Linked DNA regions of Homo sapiens: region 1 is linked to region 2. A link is a loop called in an ENCODE intact Hi-C map of the cell type or tissue named here. Cell type or tissue: MCF 10A. All regions are shown on one strand. Links, peaks and the distances in the headings refer to the core of each region. The heading gives the core; the rest is flanking DNA. Region 1 overlaps PDGFC (platelet derived growth factor C). Region 2 overlaps PDGFC (platelet derived growth factor C).

Region 1 (2,925 bases), core at 301-2,800, 61 kb before region 2:
GAGAAGGGTGTAAGAAGCATCTACCTCTGGAGATAAAAATACAGTGAGGTGAAAGAGAAGTATATATTTTCCTTTCTCCTTGTTTAGGTTATAAACTGTCATATCCATAGCGCCTAGATCAGGGCTTGGTAGTTACTCTGAAATTGAAAGATTCAATAAGTGAATTTTTACATGAAGAAAAATGTGAACTGCTGATTTTGTCTGTTATATCAATTGTCATTTTACTTTTGCTCTTTTTGCCAATTTCTAGAATTTTTTTCTTATTTATTTCATAAATTTGTAGTCATTTAGCAATTCAACAATTATAAACATTTGGAAGTTCTGTGTATTTGTGGGTATAAATAGATTTTTTTTCTGATTTAACACTGCTTTCAAATTGCTTATTGAACTATAGTGGAGAGGAAAAAAAAAGAACTTTTCTTCTACCTCTTAGGTTTAGAAGTTAAACTACAAATTAAACTGACAAAAGACAGAGTAACAGGAGAAAAGGCATATTAATTTTATTAATATTTTAAATTTTGTGTGCATAAGGGCTTCAAAGTAAGGATGTGAAAATCTTAAAAAGCAGTTAGACTTGGGATTTTCTATACCGTTTTAATGAATGGTGATAAATTGTGGAGGAGTGACTAGACAATGGAAAGGGGATTTGAGCTTCTAGCGCCAATGAAGTTTGGGAAAGTGACCAAAAAACATGGGGAAACTAATATTATTATCTAATCATAACAGATAATGTTATTTTAGTAAGGTTATTTTAGTTAAGTCTGCATATACAGTCTCATTCCAGCGCCAGCTGTTTGTCTGTGCTAAGGGTCACTTTCCTCATCCTGGAATGGAGGGAAAGGGGGCATTTATGTCATCTTCAAAAAGGAAAATTTATGTACTACTTTTCGGCAGATAACTGGAGAACGGAGAACTTTTCCCAAATCTGTTTATTCTTACTTGTCTTCAGCTCAAAATAATCCTTATGCCAGAAAGGCATATTTTAGGGTGTCATACTCGAGACCCCTTCATAATCATTGATTAAAACATATGACTGTTTCTGATAGCATATATAGCCTAGGAAAAATGTCATAGGTAGTGCTGGTGGTTGTTGGACATGCTGTTGCTTATGTACCTTTGAGTGAAGCTATTTTTATTTCCTGTTATGCTTACTGCTTGTTTTCCTGAAGGTAAAGCTGTAAGTTACAAATATATGTGACCCAATTCTTAACAGCTTCTGCCAGGACTGACCCTATATCATCTCAGGTATGTCCTCAAGGGGACGTAGGGGAAGGGGAAACAGTTCTGTTTTCTCATTTGTGCAGTCTTTGATTTCCATAGAAAGTCAAAAGTCATTCTAGTAATACACACTTAGGAAATGTGAAGTGCTATGACTCATTTTATTTTGGCTTTGCACAGTGTAGAAAATTTCTTGGCTAGGAAGAAATTCCTTTTCAAACTACCAGTCCTCCCCAAACAATTCTCCTCCCTTCTGAATAGGTAGTTCTCTCTTTGCACAGACATTCTTCTGGGCTTAGCTGCTGTGTAACCTCTTAACCCTTCATTAATAATTTCCTGAGGCCAGTTTGTTATAAAGAAATATTGCAGCACAGACAGTGTGTGAGCAAGAGAGAGAGAGAGAAAGAGCGAGAGAGAAAGAGAGAGAGACACACACACATACTACTTTTTAATGACCAACTAGAATGGGGTTAATGCTCTGAAAGAAATAAAAAAAAAAGTACACATTAGACTTTTTCCCCATTACTTTGCACGTTAATCAAGGAGATCACCCCCTTAGGCAGAAGGTAATAAATACTTTTCAACTTCTCTCTGTTATTCAGAATAAATGGCTCATTTCTATATTATACACATATTTAAATGCTTTGAGTATTTAAAAGAATAATCATGAATCTTTCAAAGAATTCTTAATAGTAGGAGACCGTTGGTGAGTAAATTTATCTCTTTTTGGTTCTTAACAAAAGAGATAGTCTCTCTTTTCTTGAAGAAATCACCAAGGAACTGGATGTTTTCAGAGATGGACATTTGGGCTTCCACTCTCCTGCGCTATAATCCTTTCTCACCTTTCTCATATTTCAGCAGCACAGGACCTCGGTGAATTTCACACTGGTCCCTTGGCTAGCCAGTAGAGCAATAAACCTCCCATGAGAAATGCTGTGAATTACACAGAGCTGTCATTACTCAGGGGATACGGGGCAATGATCAAAATGCTGCCTCCACAGAGAAATGCTCACACTCTAATGTTAAGTGAAAAAGCAGGGTGAGAATAAGATTTTAAATATTTTTATGTATGCCCCCATAAATATTTCTATGTATGTAGAGGAACTAGAATGAAATACACTAAAATGTTGTAAGTATTTCATCTATAAAGGCTGTAGGGCAGCGGTGGGGGTGTTGGTACTTTCCTTTCTAAAATACATAGTATTTTCCAAATTTCCTATAGTAAGCTTATATTACTACTATATTAGAAACAATGCTGTGCTAATTCCTTAAACCTAATTTAAACAGAGGGTTCAGGGAAGGCAAATACAAATAGCATTTTCTCCTATTGTAACGGAAAGCACCTTAATATGCCAAGACTTTTTTTAGAAGCCTAGGAGGTGGCATTCTTAAAGGTGGCCCTTCAGGCTTAAGATTTAAAATTGGCTCTTAATTTTATCCCAGAGCTCGATGTGGATATAGTCAAAGCGGCCGCAGCAGTCGGTGCAGGAGAGCCATCACAACAATTATCTATGTTGTTTTTGGCAGTTTATAAGAAATGTTGTTTTCACAAGACCTAAGAGTTTTGTCTGGGAAGAAAGAAGATAGCTGCCAACATTTGGCACCATATGGGGTTTTCGTCTTTTCCTTTTTTTTTTTTTTTTAGCTGTACATCCCCTCTTGAGCCTTGAAGATCAAGACAATATTCTGGGAGGTTTTTTTTTTTTT
Region 2 (2,925 bases), core at 308-2,807:
AAGGGCATTCGAAACAGAGACGGCAGCGCGTGCCAAGTGCTGAAGCAGCATAGCCTGGCATGAGGAGGTACACAGTAATTTGACTCAGCTGGAATGATGGGTGCAGGGGGCGGATCCTCATTTTCAGACTCACAAGACCTCAAAGCTAAAGAAGGAACATGCTGTTTTTTTGCAGTGGACAAATCCCTGCCATTCTGCTTGCCACTTTCTGGATGAATGCTCAGGCATCTCTTCCTTTCTGATTACATCCCTGGCTGCTTTTCTATGCCACTCCATGGATTACTGCTTCAAGTTTATACCCCCTTCCCATATGATACAGTCACCTCACTTGACACATGTAGGTTCCAGACCAGTGCCCTCCCTTTCTGTAACCTCATGAACTAACAAGGTGTAGATATTTAATACATATTAACCTGGATGATAGCATGTATTAACTCAGAGGAGCTGCTTACTTATAAATAAGTAAAAGAGTTAAAAAATAATCGTCAATGAGTCAATCAAATAAGTTACCACATAGCTTTCCCCCCAATAAACCAACACTTGGACCATTCAACATTTTTTTATTCACTATGCATGCAGCTTTAGCTATGACTAAACTTTTACAAATAAGACTTGCAGGGTTACCATTTAGACGTAACATGCACTAGATTCCATTCATGGAGGAAACCAGTTGGCTGCTGTTGGAGATTGGGCAACCGACAAGATTAGAAAAAAAACCAAAACCAAAACAATGCCTGTTAGCTTCAGATCTCCTTTTAGTTTTGGAGTTTGCTGTATTAAACTGTTCCATTACACTTTGTAGAATTGTGTGGAGTGGAGTTCTGTTGATCTAAGAGCTTAATACCCATGACAAAAAGGTTCAAGTTTTGTATGTGAACTCCTACTTACAGTATTGTCATCATAGACATGAAGAATGTTAAGAAACGCAGTATGGCAATTAAGAGCACTAACCTTGAAGGTGACCCAAATTGGAATCCCAGTTTTAATTCTTGGCCAAATATTTTAACTGTACTAATTCAAAGTTTTCCTGCATGTGTCATGGCAATAATTTCTGTTCTTTTTCATTAACCTTGGGAAATTATTAATATGAAGATTACGTGACATCTTATTTTTGTATGTATCCTAGAAAGTATAAAATGTGATATGAATTAAGTTGGTATTAATAGAAAGGTATAATGTTCAGGGAAAATATCAGACCTGTATGTGAGATTTTGTAATCACCACTGGGTATTTGAGTAGAAGAAAACATGAGAAAAAAATAATAATGTGCATAGTGTTAAGAAATCATGGCTGAGAAGAAGGTAGGCCTCTGTCTGGGCAAGAAAACTAGGTTTTTGAAGATAATAGCTTTGAGTGAAAAATGAGAGATTTGTAATCATCCAGAATAATGGTGTCTGAATTCTTCAGCACGTGGTAGTAGACACACGACGTGTTTGTTGTCTCAGAATTCTGAGGGCAATTCACAAAGAAATTGTTACAAACCATGAATCATTACACAACATTAGAATACCTCAAAAGAGTGAGTAACTCAAAGCTCTTAACAGATCTTGAGAAACTTGAAATAATAGGCATGTTTTTCTTGGGTGAGCAATCTCTCTAATTATGTGAGAGTTGTGTGTGCCCTTTCCTGCTCCACCATATTATGAATGTTTAGTGTAGAGAATTACTGAAGGTTTGCACACCAATTGGTAAAAAATGCAAAAATTACCAGTAGTAAATATACAAGATTGTTTGGGTAGGGGCAGGGACATTGGAGAAAAAATGAAAGACTAAGAAAAAAGTGATGTGAATTTTAGAAAAACACAAAGATTAAGCAAGGTTGAGTGTTTTGAGAGGAAATCAAAGCAACAGGTAAAAGAAACCAGTAACACAGTTAGTTGACTTTTTTAAACTGAGAGATTTCTCAAGAAAGATTTCTTGATAATAGAGTAAGAAAGAAACATCCTGTGATGGGGATGTTCTTTACAGAATATTTTGATCTCCAATTTAATTTTATGTCTGAATTTATAATCAGAAAAGGTCTTGTTTCCTTATGGTTTCATCAAACTAAATTAAATTGTAATTGCTCAGATGGTATAAATATGTGCACAAAGTTGATTATTGAACATTGTATAGTGGCCAGTTGGCTAATTGTAACTCTAAATGACACCATAATATGAAGTTTTGTTTTTATTTATATTGTTCTCTAAATACCAGGGTGAGTATGATGTTTCTGATAAGTGCATAAAGAAAACATGAACTTATAACTGGAGCAATAGGGCAAGGCTGCATCTTTATTACTTAACTCTCCAGTTGTAAAAACAAGTACTACGGTTGACAAGACACCTCTCCATGGGTACCTCCGTAATTGTCATAAATTTAAATTTATTGTAATGTTTTAGACCTGTTTGAACTGTAGTACACAGCCCATTATAACCATGTTTGAATTATATTTATCAATCTTTTTTTTTTTTTTTTTTAAGACGGGGTTTCACTCTGTTGCCCAGGCTGGAGTGCAGTGGCAGGATCTCAGCTCACTGCAGCCTCAACCTCCTGGGCTCAAGCGATTCTCCCACCTCAGCCTCCCAAGTACCTGGGACTGCAGGCACATGCCACCACTCCTGGCTAGTATTTTTTGCAGATTTTCACAGAGACAGATTTTCGCCATGTTGCACTCTTGAGCTCAAGTGTTCGGCCCACCTCAGCCTCCCAAAGTGAGGGGTTATAGGCCTGTGGCACTACACCCAGAAGACAATAAAATATTTTTTAAAAGTGGATTATTTGTAAGGGAGATATCTATTAGAAAGCTTTTTGAACTATTCACGGAATAAGTTTCAATTTTCTATTTTTTCCTACTAGTTTAATATTGAATAAAAATGTATACATTATTCTTCTCCTGGTATCAATCAACCTGGACTCCTACATTTTCTTTGCTAATGATTGATT

What was found. Hi-C counts contacts between places; a loop is a spot of excess contacts. Peaks named below come from ENCODE experiments on the same cell type or tissue, not always from the same donor. Only the 100,000 strongest peaks of a DNase experiment are listed, where the experiment ranks them.
Region 1: it touches region 2 in a loop (3-fold over the local background); 6 of 110 quality-filtered maps call a loop at or near these places.

What each region holds. Positions count from the first base shown.
Region 1 is chr4:156,948,152-156,951,076 of GRCh38, reverse strand. All of the region lies in intron 1 of PDGFC (platelet derived growth factor C), which reads left to right. Among named protein-coding and RNA genes, the nearest start is that of PDGFC, 22 kb to the left of the region's middle. In MCF 10A, for the core only: no CTCF peak of the experiment used is centred there; DNase peaks (open chromatin) are centred at 1,446, 2,106 and 2,756.
Region 2 is chr4:156,887,537-156,890,461 of GRCh38, reverse strand. The region is part of intron 1 of PDGFC (platelet derived growth factor C); the gene reads left to right. Among named protein-coding and RNA genes, the nearest start is that of PDGFC, 83 kb to the left of the region's middle. In MCF 10A, for the core only: no CTCF peak of the experiment used is centred there; DNase peaks (open chromatin) are centred at 671 and 1,501.